Regions from separate parts of the Homo sapiens genome. Here region 2 is linked to region 1. Evidence: chromatin contacts called from ENCODE Hi-C or POLR2A ChIA-PET data. All regions are on one chromosome and are shown on one strand. Each heading gives the region's core, a stretch centred on a gene start or an enhancer-like site at or near the end of the contact. The rest is flanking DNA. Distances are from core to core; before and after follow the strand shown.

Region 1 (7,562 bases), core at 3,617-6,116:
GGCTGGTCTTGAACTCCTGACCTCGTGATCCACCCACCTTGGCCTCCCAAAGTGCTGGGATTACAGGTGTAAGCCACCACGCTCAGCCTATGCAGAGAATTTAAACAGAGTGGTATGATAGGGTGACTCAGTGGCTAGTTTAGATTGTAGGGTCAAATAAGATCTCTCCAAGGAGAGACCTGAAATCAGGACAACCACCTTCAACTTGTTGCATACTGTGTGATCGACAGAGGCAAAATCTTGTAGGATTGTACACCATGCAGCATAATTTCTGGATGAGAGTTCATGAGCATAACCAGAGAATAGTCTTTGGAGTATTCTGCAACAACCTGGTGAAATGACGAGTGATCTCACGCGTGGTCAGAGGTAATGCCATTATTTTGCCTCAACCAATTCATGGTTCAGTAGAGTATTAAGCTCCCATGATCCTTCTATATTTTGATTGAAAAAGACCTGAAATTCTGGGCTGATTAAAAAAATGAGTGGTTATACCACCTAACCAAGTCCAAGGAGTTTTGCAATTCATAATGTAATTGTTGGATATTTAAAATGATACTGGATCTGAGAAATAGGGGGACAATGTGGAGAAAGTGGTGAACTCAGAATCCCTTCTGCCTAATGAATATTGAGCCCAAGTATATTTGGAATCTAGCACTTGGTGGAGGTGTGTGGGAGGGGAAGGAAGGAGTTAGAAAACAGTCTACTATTTTTTTTTTTTTTGAAACAGGGTCTCTCTCTGTCACCTAGCTGGAGTGCAAGTGGCACGATCTTGGCTCACTGCAACCTCTGCCTCTAGGGTTCAAGCAATCCTCCAACCTCAGCCGCCTGAGTAGCTGAGACTACAGGCATGCATGAACATGCCAGGCTAATTTTTATATTTTTTTGGTAGAGATGGGTTTCACCATGTTGCCCAGGCTGGGACAATCTACTATTTTATAGATTTTCCGTAGACATACACAGGAGTGGAAGATAGGCATGTTAGACTGCCCTGGGGCTTCATCTCCTGCAGCAACCCTAACTGATAGATTTGGAACACCTAGAAAGACTCTTTAATGTGGAACAGCTTTGAGATTAGGACATATCTGTCAAATAAAAGATTAAGGGATATATGCAGACAGTATACACCTTCAGCTTCTTGGAAATGTATTTTCTCTGATTGGTTCTCTAAGAAAGCATACATATATAAAGAAAAGATTTTGATTTAACTTGGGTATATAGTGTATAGTCAACTGTTAAACTGAGGAAGTTTAAACACCATTATCATAAAAAATTATATATATATATACATATACATATATATATATATATATATAAAATGTGTGTGTGTGTATTTGACTGCCAGAGCAATGAATATTCCTTATAGAAAAAATCTGCACAGTTATGTTTCCACTGGTACACAAAAATAGCCTTGAGCATGACTGAGATGCCTTCTGACTCCAGCCCTAGGTGAGTCTTCCCCTAGTTCCCCTGGCTAGATGGTGGCCAAGGTAAAGTGTTCATACTGGTGCATTGGATGGTTATCTTTCCAGGATGCTCCTATAAGGCACTATTTAAAAAGGCACTGATATAGTTTGGATATTTGTCTGTGCCCAAATCTCATGCTGAATTGTAATTCCCAATTGTATTAGTCCATTTTCGTACTGCTATGAAGAAATATCTGAGACTGGGTATAAAGAAAAAGAGGTTGAACGGACTCATGGTTCCACATGGTTGGGGAAGTCTCACAATCATGGCCGAAGGCAAAGGAGGAGCAAAAGCACATCTTACATGGTGGCAGGCAAGAGAGCATGTGCAGGGGAACTGCCCTTTATAAAACCATCAGATCTCATAAGCCTTATGAACTATCACGAGAATAGCAAGGGAAAAACCTGCCCCCATGATTCGATTACCTCCCACCAGGTCCTGCCCACGACACGTGGGGATTATGAGGGCTACAGTTCAAGATGAGATTTTGGTGGGGACAGACCCAAACCATATCATTCCACCCTGGGACCCTCCAAAATCTCATGTCCTCAAATTTTAAAACCGATTATGTCTTTTCAACAGTTCCCCAAAGTCTTAACTCATTTCAGCATTAACTCAAAAGTCCACAGTCCAAAGTCTCATCTGAGAAAAGGCAAGTCCCTTCTGCCTAAGAGCCTGTAAAATCAAAAGCAAGTTAGTTACTTCCTAGATACAGTGGGGTACAGGCATTGGGTAAATACACTCGTTCCAAACAGGAGAAATTGGCAAAAACAAAGGGGCTAAGTCCGAAATCCAGTGGGGCAGTCAAATCTTAAAGCTCCAAATGATCTCCTTTGACTTCATGTCTCACATCCAGGCCATGCTGATGCAAGAGGTGGATTCCCATGGTCTCAGGCAGCTCTGCCACTGTGGCTTTGCAGAGTATAGCCCCTCTCCTGGCTGCTGGCATTGAATGTCTGCAGCTTTTCCAGGTGCACAGTGCAAGCTGTTGGTGGATCTACCATTCTGGGGACTGGAGGCTAGTTGCCCTCTTCTCACAGCTCCACTAGACAGTGCTCCAGTGAGGACTCTGTGTGGGGGCTCCCACCCCACATTTCCCTTCCCCACTGACCTAGCAGAGGTTCTCCATGAGGGCTCTGCCCCAGCAGCACACCTCTGCCAGAACATCCAGGAGTTCCCTACATCCTCTGAGATCTAGGTGGAGGTTCTCAAACCTCAATTCTTGACCTGTGCTCACCTGCAGGCCTGACACCATGTGTAAGCTGTCAAGGCTTGGGGCTTGCACCCTCTGAAGCAATGACTTGAACTGTACGTTGGCCCCTTTTATCCACAGCTGGGACACAGGGCATCAAGTCCCAAGACTGCACAAAACAGCAAGGCCCTAAGCCCAGCACAGAGAACTATTTTTTCCTCCTAGGCCTCCCTGCTTGTATTGGGAGGGGCTGCCGTGAAGACCTCAGACATGCCTGGGAGACATTTTCCCCATTGTCCTGTAATTAACATTTGGGTCCTTGATACTTATGTAAATTTCTGCAGCAGGCTTGAATTTCTCCTCAGAAAATGGGTTTTTCTTTTCTATTGCATCATTAGGCTGCAAATTTTCCAAGCTTTTATCCTCTGCTTCCCTTTTAAACACAAGTTCCAATTCCACACCTTATCTTTGTGAATACATAAAACTGAATGCATTTAGTAACACCCAAGTCACCTCTGGAACACTTTGTTGCTTAGAAATTTCTTCCACCAGATACCCTAAATCATCTCTCTCAAGTTGAAAGTTCCACAGATCTCTAGGGCAGGGGCAAAATACTGCCAGTCTCTTTGCCAAAACATAGCAAGAGTCAACTTTGCTCCAGTTCCCAACAATCCTCATCTCCATCTGAGACCACCTCAGCCAGGACCTTATAGTCCATTTCACTATCAGCATTTTGGTCGAAGCCATTCAACAAATCTCTAGGAAGTTCCAAACTTTCCCACACCTTCTTGTCTTCTGAGCCCTCCAAGTCTCTAGGAAGTTCCAAACTTGCCCACATTTTTCTGTCTTCTTCTGAGCCCTCCAAACTGTTCCAACCTCTGCCTGTTACTCAGCTCCAAAGTCGCTTCCACATTTTCAGGTATTCTTATAGCAGTACCCCACTCTACCAGTACCAATTTATTGTATTAGTTCATTTTCATACTGCTATGAAGAAAAACCTGAGACTGGATAATTTATAAAGAAAAAGAGGTTTAATGGACTCAGAGTTCCACATGGCTGAGGAGGACTCACAATCATGGCAGAAGGCAAAGGAGGAACAAAGGCACATCTTACATGGTGGCAGGCAAGAGAGCATGTGCAAGGGAGCTGCCCTTTATAAAACCATCAGATCTCATGAGACTTATTCACTGTCATGAGAATAGCCTGGGAAAAACCTGACCCCATGATTCAATTACCTCCCACCAGGTCCTTCCCACGACAAGTGGGGATTATGGGAGCTACAGTTCAAGATGAGATTTGGGTGGGGACACAGTCAAACCATATCACCAATGTTGGAAGTGAGACCTGGTGAGAGGTGTTTGGTACATGGAGGCAGATCCCTCATGGCTTGGTGCTGTTTTCATGATAGTGAGTTATCACAAAATCTGATTGTTTAAAAGTATTGGAGATGAGTGAAGAGAGCTTCCCCCCACGTCTCTCCCTTGCCCCTGCTTTTGCCACGTGACATGCCTGCTCCCCCACCACCTTCCACCCTGATTGTAAGCTTCCCAAGGCCTCCCTAGAAGCTGAGCAGATGCCAGCACCATGTCATCTCCCATAAAGCCTGCAGAACCAGGAGGCAATTAAACCTCTTTTCTTTATAAATTACCCAGTCTCAGGTATTTTTATAGTGATGTGAGAACGGCCTAATACAGGCACTTTTCTTTGTATGGCACAAATAGGCCTTTGTCCTTAAGCCTAACATACAGACAGAGGACATGGAACTCATAGGAAATCCTATGCCTGAAGACACAGGCACTTTTGATCATCAGTGAAGACCTTCTTCCTTTCCAAGACTGCCATTTCCTCCCCCTCTCACCTTCTCTGGGAACTTCATCTATCAAATATCTTTTTATTTTCATCCCTACACAATTTTTTCCTTTCACTGGCGTCAATTCTTCTGTCCTAAAAACGCTGAGGTTGTATTTTTCTTGAATATACATACACCTTTCCTTTGCCCCTGCTGTTTCCTCTGGCTGCTGCCCGAGTTCCCAAGTGTTCTCACAGTCACACTCCTTGGACGAGCAGCCTGTGTGTGCTGCCTGCACTTTCCCGCCCACCCTGACTTAATCTTGTTACCTCTCTTACTGGTTTGCAGCTTCATAAATGACTCAAATTTTCACGTGACAGCTATTTGAGAGGGGCATGTTCTGTAAAGGGCAATTGCAGCTGCTTTCTGCCATGAGTAACATTTGGAGACACAGAAACACCTAACAGTCATACCCCCTGAGAGTCTGAAATGGAGTTCCTACAGGGGTCGACGTGACTATCCCACAGAAAAGCCATGCTCTTTGACAGCAGCTGGGACTGCAGCTGTGGGGGAGGAAGCTTGGATTGTCAATTAGGAGAGATTTTAGTATATTATATTAAGATGGCCCAGTAAAGAAAGTGAAAGTAGTTTTAAATAGGAGCCCAAATTTAGTATGCTGAAGAATCTAACATGATCAATGTCTGGAATTTGTCATTTATGTTCAGCAGTGAAATAGAAATGTGTGTCTTTGCCCAGATTCTTCCTGAAGCTGAGCTTGAACCAAGGATTTGGGTGTAAGTGGTTTGTTAAGGCACAGCTTCCAGAGGAAATTAGTAAGGGAGTGGAAGAAGTAGGCTGCGGGAAGGAAAGAGAGAAACTAAGTAAAGTTGAGATGTCAGGTGAAGTCCCAGACTCAGCCTGATCTCCAGGGTGCAAGGTGTTTACCCCACCTTGAGATACAAGAGCTGGTGTAAGTCCACACCAGTAAGTCATTGGCTATAGGTCGTGGTGGGGGTGGAGGAGGATATACAATTCCAAGGCAGTTCTTCTTACAGTCTAGGCGGGCTCCAGTGTCCAAGGGTGAGCCACCGATTGTTGCAGGTGTAAATATTAAGCAGTAGAAACACTGCTGAGCCCAGGAGTTCGAGACCAGCCTGGGTAACATAGCAAGACCCCCCTCTCTACTAAAAACAAAAAGTAAAAAAATAAAAGAAAGTCAGGTGTGGTGGCATGCACCTGTACTCCCAGCTACTCAGGAGGCTGGGGTAGGAGGATTTCTAGAGCCCAGGAGGTCGAGGCTGTAGTGAGCTGTGATCATACCACTGCACTCCAGCCTGGGCGAAAGAGCGAGACACTGTTTCAAAAACAAACAAAATCCAACAAAAAAACCCCAAAACTTTGAAGCTGGAGATGAGTGAAGAGAGCTGGTAAAATGGATGCAAGGGGGTCCGGTCTGGTCTTTGACAGTGTCTGCTTACGTGTCCCTAACGGTGTATGCTCCTCCATCGTGATGGTTCCAGTGTAAAGTGGAGCAATTTCATGGCATCTGGAGCTGTTGAACTCTTCAATGATGGATCAACCCAGGACTAGTTTGGCCATTCTGGAGACATCCTGGCTGTAACTGGTGATATTAACTATGCACAAACCTTATGATCCAGCAGCAGTCCTGCTTACATCTCCCAGAGAAATCATGCAAATCCCCCTGGAGACTTGACAATGATGTACGGCACTGTCTTGTTTAGGGTAGCAAAGGACTGGATAAGTCAGATATATATCCCCATATGTATTAGTCCGTTTTCAAGCTGCTGATGAAGACATACCCGAGACTGGGCAATTTACAAAAGAAAGAGGTTTATTGGACTTACAGTTTTATGTGTCTGGGAAGGCCTCACAATCATGGCAGAAGGTGAAAGGCATGTCTCACATGGCGGCAGACAAGAGAAGAGAGCTTGTGGAGGGAAACTCCCCTTTTAAAAACCATCAGATCTCATGAGACTTATGCACTATCACAAGAATAGCATGGGAAAGACCTGCCCCCATGATTCAATCATCTCCCATTGGGTCTATCCCGCAGCATGTGGGAATTATGGGAGCTACAAGATGAGATATGGGTGAGGACACAGAGCCAAACCATATCACCATATATAGGGTTTCCCTCCATATATACATGGATTGTTCATTAATTATTGTTCTGTAAGAGTTTTAAAGACATTATTGACATATTTGATATATTCTTTTTATAATTTGAAAGGGAAAATTATTTTTAAAAACTAATAACAATTGATGAATGAACTGAGCTAACTATGTCAAAAAGGAGCTGAAATAAGGAGTAGCAAGATATATAGACAAGTCTCCTTTCTTTTTTTTTTTTTTTTTTGAGACAGAGTCTTGCTCTGTCACCCAGGCTGGCATGCAGTGGAGTGATCTTGGCTCACTGCAACCTCCGCCTCCTGGGTTCAACCAATTCTCCTGCCTCAGCCTCCCGAGTAACTGGGATTACAGGCACCTACCACCATGCTTAGCTAACTTTTGTAATATTAGTGGAGATGGGGTTTAGCAATGTTGGCCAGGCTGGTCTTGAACTCTTGACCTCAGGTGATCCGCCCACCTTGGCTTCCCAAAGTGTTGGGATTACAGGTGTGAGCCACTGCGTCTGGCCAATTCTCCTTTCTTTGGGAAATCACCCTTCTACCCCCAGCTCCAGGGGTTGGCCCTGCTTGCTAGATCTAAGTTGTTCAGCAGAATTCCATTTGTCCCAATGGAATTTTGACTGAGAGTGAGGGAGAGTAATCCAGGCCTACCCCTATCAGGTTTCATAACATAGAGAAAAAGTTGGACCTATGACATTAATTTTTCATTAGGCACAAATGTATTCCCTTTACTTGCTCACACTTAGATGTTCTCATTTTAGGATATTTTAAAAGCACAAGCACTTAATTGAAGTTAACACTAAAAGTCATACTTTGAGAGAAATAGAGAGCTATAGTTCATGGAGAAATGGCATTATTCTGAAAAAAGCATGCACAAATGGAGTGAGTAAGAGGACGAGTGGGGTGGCTCACGCCTGTAATCCCAGCCCGTTGGGAGGCTGAGGTGGGTGGATTCCTTGAGCCCAGG
Region 2 (7,227 bases), core at 710-3,209, 40 kb before region 1:
GTCTTGCTTCATATTATTCATATTAAAGTGAATATTCATATTATTCATAATATTCATATTAAAGTGAATATCTCACACTAATCAAGGGAAACATATATATATTGCTTAAGCATTTTTTTGACAGAATTTAAGAATTTTAAAATTTTTTAGTTTTTGAAAAGATTTAGCTGTGACTTATTTAAGATTAGCTTTGATTTCTTAATTCAGGAGGGTAAGAAGGTCCATGAACTTGGATGAAAAAAATCTGTTTTCATTAACTTCAAACTGAAATTTGTAATTTTATTTATTAAAGAATATAGGCCATACATCACATTAATATTAACAATATCTCTCTCACCAATAGAAACAATAGATATATTCATGTCACATTACAGGGATTACGAATATCCCAAAACATCATTTATACTAATTGCTACTTTGAATATATAGTTGTGACATTGTTATTAAATCTTGTTATTAAATGCATTAATAAATAAGCACATATTTACAAATTAGTATTTTAAAGTTTTTTTTTTTTTTTGAGATGACTCTTGCTCTGTTACCCAGGCTGGAGTGCAGTGGTGCAATCTCAGCTCACCACAACATCCGCCTCCTGGGCTCAAGAGATTCTCCTGCCTCAGCCTCCCAAGTAGCTGGGATCACAGGCGTGTGCCACCACACCCAGCTAATTTTGTGTGTGTGTGTGTGTGTGTGTGTGTTTAGTAGAGATGGGTTTTCACCATGTTGGCCAGGCTGGTCTCAAATTCCTGACCTCAGTGATCCATCCACCTCAGCCTCCCAGAGTGCTGGGATTACAGTCGTGAGCTACTGCGCCCGGCCGAGTTTTTAAAAGTTTTTTGAAAATTTTATTTTAAAATAGTTGGCTTTCTTTGTGGGGCATTTTAAAAAAGTTCCAGGAGCTTCACTTAGGCTTCCAAAGGGATCTATGGCACAAAAGTGGAAAAGATCCCCTGCTAGGGCCTCGTGGGTAAAACAGCCTGGGGCTCAGGCTATGGGTCACTCTCGCCTGGTATTTTTTCTTTGTTCTTTTGTAGAAAATAGTGGGGACTTAGCAGGCTCAGGAGAGTGCAACTGCAGGCAGAAACAAGAGAAAGTTCAAAATATGTCTAAACTTTACTGGAAGATTTACTGGTTATCAAGTCAGAAGACTTTGGATCCAGTCCAGGCTTACCTTTAATATTCTCACAGTAGATGCATTTGCTCATTGAATCAGCCAATCTTTAAAAAGGGCCTATCACCAGCCTGACCCTATGCCTAGGCATTGGAGCAGGCAGGCCCAGGGTTGAGTCCATTCTGTCACTCACCAGAGGAGTGACCTTGAACAAGTTATTTCATATCCTGAAGCCTCAGTTTTCTAATCTGTAGAATGGAGATACTGATTCTGAATTTAACAGGGTGGTTGAGAGGATTAGATAAGATGGGTGTAAAGTACAATAAACACAGAGAAGATTACAGTTACTATGAATCACCATTTTGTCTATAAACTCTTGCATCAATGTGCTGCTAGTTGTCAAAGAAAAGCATATAAAACAGTCTTCTCTTGTATCACTGATTAAATATTTTTTTCTGTTAATGTTTTTGAAGCATTGTTTAGAGAACTGTAAAAGTAGTTAAAAAGAGGAAATATGACTGAAAATTCATATTCCTGAAAATATATGAATGTTAAAAATTGTATCAGGTGATATAATGACTCATCAATAACCTTACTAGATTATTTATTCTTAAAAGATATATTTGGTCAGGCGCAGTGGCTCACGCCTGTAATCCTAGGTCTTTGGGAGGCCGAGGTGGGCGGATCTCTTTGAGTTCAGAAGTTGGAGACCAGCCTGGGCAACATGGTGAAACCCTATCTCTACAAAAAAATACAAAAGAAAAAATAAAAAAGAAGTGGGTGTGGTGCCTCGTGCCTGTGGTCCCAGCTACTCGGGAACTGAGGCTGGAGGATGGCTTGAGCCAGAAAGCGGAGGTTGCGGTGTGAGCTCATATCACGCCACTGCACTCCAGCCTGGGCAACAGAGCGACACCCTAAGGGAAAAAAAAGTATATTATAGTTAAAAAACTTAAAAAAAGTTCTATCTGTAATTATGATTCTAAGAGAGCCATCCCACTGTTTTCTTTCCTGATACTATATTTTCTAAAAGTCTAAACACAAGGCTTTCCTTTGTTTTGGTTTTGAAACTTTGACCATTTATTCATAAACCATGCTAAAAACAGCAACTACCACCAGGTCGCGCTGTAGTTCCACAATGAAAACAGGCTGGGGTCTAAGGAATTCTCGAAGGTCTCAGTTGTCACATCATTTCTGTTTTTTGAAGCAAAGAGGGGTGGAGACAAATATTTAAAAGGAAAAAGAAAAGCTTTTGCTGAAAATAAATAACTTCAAATTCACTATAATTTAAACGTTGATATTCAGCAAAAAAGATTTTATCTGAGAATGTTGCTATTGCTACTTTTAGAAAAAATTGCTTTCAACTCAGTCCTGTTATTTTCCGGATGGAAAAATATAAAATAAATAAATAAAAACCGTGCTGAAAGTTTTCTTTCCTATATTCTCTAGTGGTTGATGGATAATACTATTTTTTTAAAATCCCAAGATGAGGTATATTTTATTTAAAAATTATAGTGATAGCTTAGGTATAAACCAGGCTTTAGAAAATATATAAACACTTCATCTTAAAAACAGTTTTTTTTTTGTTTTGAAAAAGCCCTTTTTTCTTTTTTGGTCTTATTTTTCCCAAATGTCAATATTTATGAGTCAGGGGTTGTGGGAAATGTTACCTAGAGCTACAAGGGCCGGAGATTGCCCTCTTGTATCCCTGGGGAGTTGAGCATGAGTGCCAGAGGGCAATGTTTGGCTGGAAGGACCCAAGCCTGCCTTTCTTTGCACCCCACAGTATGCCCTTTGAAGTGAAAGACATTTCTGTACTCAGCTCTACTTCATAGGAATTCAACTCAGGATGAGCAATGCACACAAATTTCTGTATACCCTTTTAGTATAAAAACAGAGGCAGACTAACAGAAAACCAAAAAAGCCAGAATTAATGCAGGCTGTTTGGAGTTTTGGAAACTCTTCTGATAACTTAAGTCACAAATCTAAATTTCTGGATGAGACTATTTTTTGATCATGTCACTTTCAGAACATCAGTCACTTGAAGTTTAACCCCTTTTAGGATTTGGGTGGTATTATTAGGAGTTTTGTCAATGGCAAAGACAGAAGTCCATGAGAAAGAAATCCTCACAGAAATAAGGTAAAAATCACGAAATATCAGTAAATTATGAAGCTTACATTTGTTTTGAAAATGAACCCATCAGCATAATGAAAAAAAATGCATTATTTAATCCAAGTGTTTTAGTTTGCTTCCTTACAAATTGTCCGTTATTAGGGACTGAACAAGAAAATAAAAGCTGAAAATGAACAAGATTTACTGAGTGGAATACAGGGGAACTGGGAAATATGCTGGCAAATTGGAGCCATTAACAAGTTAAAAAAATCAGAAACAGTTTTGAAAACCAGAAAGTCACCAGTAAAATATATCCGTAAGGTCAAATGAGCTGTCCTGATGTTGATTCTCAATTTCCTCCTGCATTTATTTGAAGGAGCTTCTCTTTATTATTATTATTTTTAAATTTAAATCTTTAACCCCCATAGATGGCTATGTCTCCTAGTATCTTTCAGCTAAGGATTATAACTTTTTCTTTGCTCTATGAACTTTAACACTTCTTTATTTAGCTTGATTTATTTTTAAATGTCCCACCCAAATACTTAACTGGTTCAAGCACTTAACTGGTTTCCAAAGGCTTGTTGTATAAATAACAAGATAAAAATTCATAGAACATTTTATTTTCCCACATTGGGAGGTAATAGTCCTGTTTCATTTTTGGAAAAATATGGCAAAGAATTATTGAGGTTAATGAAAAATTAAGGGAAATGATAGCATCAGGTTTTTTGGGGAAAAAAAGATTCTCTCTGGGAAGAGACTTTCATTTCATTTTCTAAACACATGGGTGTGGCCTTTGGCTTTTTTCTCCACCCATTGATCAGCTAATTCTAAATGCATTTTCTCCACTTGCCAATGGTATGCCAGCATTCTGCTGTTTATATTCTCTAGCCTAGTTTTTTATTTTTATTTTTCTGTAAATGGGGATTAAAATATTTAGCTCGGAGATGTTGAGAGCATTTAAATAGTAACGTGTTCAGCCCTTGGCGTACAATAGGTATTCAATGTGTGATACTTTCCTTCCTCCTTTCTTCATTAACTGGAACACACACACACACACACACAAAACACCAGTTTACCCATATTAAATACCTCTATGAGAATGTAATGCAAAACGTGTTTAAGTTAATTTGTACAGCATTTACCGTTCAGCATATACCATTCTTGCAACCCAGTTATAGACATGCTTAATGAAATTAGCATTGGAATCAAGGCTCTGAAATTAAAAGTAAAATTCAGGTGGGTAGAGTTGGCATTTAAATATTTTGTATATTTAATTAATATCCGTATGCATATTTATTTATCACTACATTTATGTTTAATTTATTATTTATCTTATGTATAGTATATATTCATATGTATATTTATGTTTATCAGTTGTGCATACGCCTGTGAATGTTTTAAGTCTGTTTTGGAATAGGTCACTAAGGCATGGTTCTATGAAGGTATTTCAGGTTTTGCGCTTCTATTCACTTCAAAAATGAATTGTTAAATAAAATTTGATACTGTAGGAAGCTGAAAATAGTCAACTTCCCTTAGCTAGGCACCAATAACATAGAGTTTTTGAGAAAATCAAGCAAGGCAAGGATGGCCTATTTTTCTCTAAGAAATTCATCCGTATGTTCAAATGAATGTCTTCCTTTTCAGAGAAGTTGCTTTGGGAGTCTAGACACTTCTTTCAACTGTACTGCTATTGCACTAAACATTTTAGGAACTTTTTTTGGAATTACCTTTAGGGCTAATTAAGGAATCAAAGTAAAAGCTAGTCTCATTATATTGTAGGCTACAGCACTTCTATCCAGTCAGTTACCGTCTGCCTTATTAAATGGCTTGGTTGTTTCCAAAAATGAAACTTACCCTGATGAAAAAAAATATTTTTAAAAAATACCCTGACATTCAAAGCAATTCCCGTAGTGTGTGAAGGAAGGAAGTTCCTAACTGGAGTTTCAAAACTGTTTTGAAAATCGCTGGAATGTTGCTGCCTACTTTGATGGGGACATCATTCATTTGTATGGATAAATTCAAGTATATTTGTTCAAACCCAGTGTCATTGTCTTATAGTCATGTCTTTTGACAGTAACTATTTATAATGTGAAATAGGGATCCTTTTGAGCTGAGAGACCTCATCAAAAGACAAATGCTATTATTTAAAAAGGAATCATGGTGAATTTTTAACTAGAGTCTGCTGCGTTCAGTTACAGGCTCCAGAAACTTCTGAAAACAAAAGGAGAAAAATACAAAGGCCATTGTGCCCAGATCAGGCCTGTGATGTTCCTTTTATCCTCACATGGATTTGTTTAGCGAGTTACTGCAGTGCTTGTGTATATGATTAAATTTAAGCCAGTCATCATGGAATAGAATTATAAAGGCTGCGGGGTCCATATTTTGAAACAAGCAGGAAAACAACATGAACTTGTTAGAGGATGAATCCAGACTTTGATCTTAGCAAATACATAAACAGTAACAAGATGGAAATAAAAGGTAAAAATATTTGTAATATATTTATGTTTGGTTATTAATAAAAAGGGAAATCGGTGAAAAAGGCAAAGCCAAAAAGAAAAAAAAAAGCTTCTGCTTAGGTACTTCGTTAAACCACATAAAAACTGTGAGAGTCCTGAGCAAATGAAATCTGTGACACATACTGAAACCCTTGAGCTGGGCCTCCAAGGGCTTCATGGTTTTAAAGAGGCTGTTACGGACCTGGAGCTTTTCTGGCATGCCAGTCTCAGACCCTCCAGACTCGGGGGCTGCCAAACTGCTCATTTCCCACAAAACTTCAGCAGACTTGTAGTCTCTGACCATCCATCCATGTGCTATATTCCCAATAAAGCTATGCATCCTTTCAGATGACCCATATTGTGGAAACCAGTATCTGAACAAATCTGGGACCCTTTTAAAAAACTCGGTAGCTATGCTGTGCAAACCACGAATGCACTACTTCCCATTTGATTAGACATTTTCTTCTGGAAATGATTTTTGGAATTGATGTGGTGTCTATTTTTTTTTTCAACAAAGCTGTCTCTCTTTTAAAATAAATCCCACGAATAATTTACTCTGCTGCCAGAGATGTGCTTGCTTTTATTTTTATTAAGGCCTGAAGTGTCTGGGATCAGCATCCTTGTGCCCCTCAGGGCTGTATGACCTTATGACCTGCATGGTCCTGCCAGGTCGCTTTCAGGGAAGGAAGCCCTCTTGATGGTGTGGAATGAGCCTCCTGAAGTGTCCACACATTCTCCATCCTGGCCCAGTGCCAGCCTGTGTTCAGGCTGCCTCAGACCTCCACAGAAAGGGTTAATAACGCACAGCAGAACGTCCAGGCAGATGAATAACAGATGAGTTTCCCAAATCTTGGTAAAACAGTGATGTAGAAAGTTGGTGAGGTTTTAGAGATAACTCCCAAATGTTTATATCATAAAATATTCTCCTTTCCATTTTTCACTTTCCCTAGCTAAGGAGGCTAAAATTCTTTACTAAGTGAAGGAAGTCAGATACAAAAGGTCACATATTTATATGAACTCTCCAAAATAGGCAAATCTATAGATACAAAAAGCAGATTCATGGTTGCCAGGGGCTGAGGGGAGGGAAAAGGGAGAGTGACTGCTTACAGGGTTTCCTTTGGGGTGATAAAAAATGTTCTGTAACTAGATAGTGCTGATGTTTGTAGAACATTGTGAAGGTAATTAACAGTTATTAAAATGGTAAGTTTACGTTATATGTATTTTACCACAATAATTTTTTTTCTTCCTTAGGTAAAGTACAGGTGAAATGCAAATAGGAAAAGTAATTGTTAAGTCATTTGCACTCATCAATATCTTAGTAGTAATTTTTAGGGCAATTAAGGGGTCTCCTAGTAAGTCCCTGATTATTGGGTAAAACAAAAAAATTGGTTATTGGTGAAAATGGATGAAAGGGCAAAGCTGGTGTAGCACGTGTGAGGAAAGGACAAGAAGGCAGGTCGGGGTAAGACTGACCTAGTGTAATGGTGAATTTTATGTGTTAACTTGACTGG

Evidence for each region. Hi-C counts contacts between places; a loop is a spot of excess contacts on that map. ChIA-PET counts read pairs that join two places held with the same protein, here RNA polymerase II (POLR2A). Pooled maps may share reads with other maps.
Region 2: a loop to region 1 is called in a map with no recorded cell type, with 9 times the contacts of the local background. The contact joins two enhancer-like sites. A Hi-C loop is called at or near these places in 2 of 168 maps with a recorded cell type or tissue (MCF 10A and PC-3), 4 of 37 single-sample maps with no recorded cell type and 2 of 50 pooled maps. POLR2A ChIA-PET finds 5 or more read pairs at or near these places in 3 of 52 experiments (MCF 10A, PC-9 and endothelial cell of umbilical vein).

Annotation. Positions count from the first base shown.
Region 1 is chr4:147,548,100-147,555,661 of GRCh38, reverse strand. No RefSeq gene overlaps it. Among named protein-coding and RNA genes, the nearest start is that of LINC02507, 18 kb to the left of the region's middle. RefSeq lists an enhancer at 4,638-4,697. Within about 2 kb of position 4,866, at least 5 of the 41 ENCODE cell types and tissues checked have a DNase peak (open chromatin) inside an H3K27ac peak, as active enhancers do.
Region 2 is chr4:147,585,467-147,592,693 of GRCh38, reverse strand. The region is part of intron 3 of LINC02507 (long intergenic non-protein coding RNA 2507); the gene reads right to left. Among named protein-coding and RNA genes, the nearest start is that of LINC02507, 19 kb to the right of the region's middle. Within about 2 kb of position 1,959, at least 3 of the 41 ENCODE cell types and tissues checked have a DNase peak (open chromatin) inside an H3K27ac peak, as active enhancers do.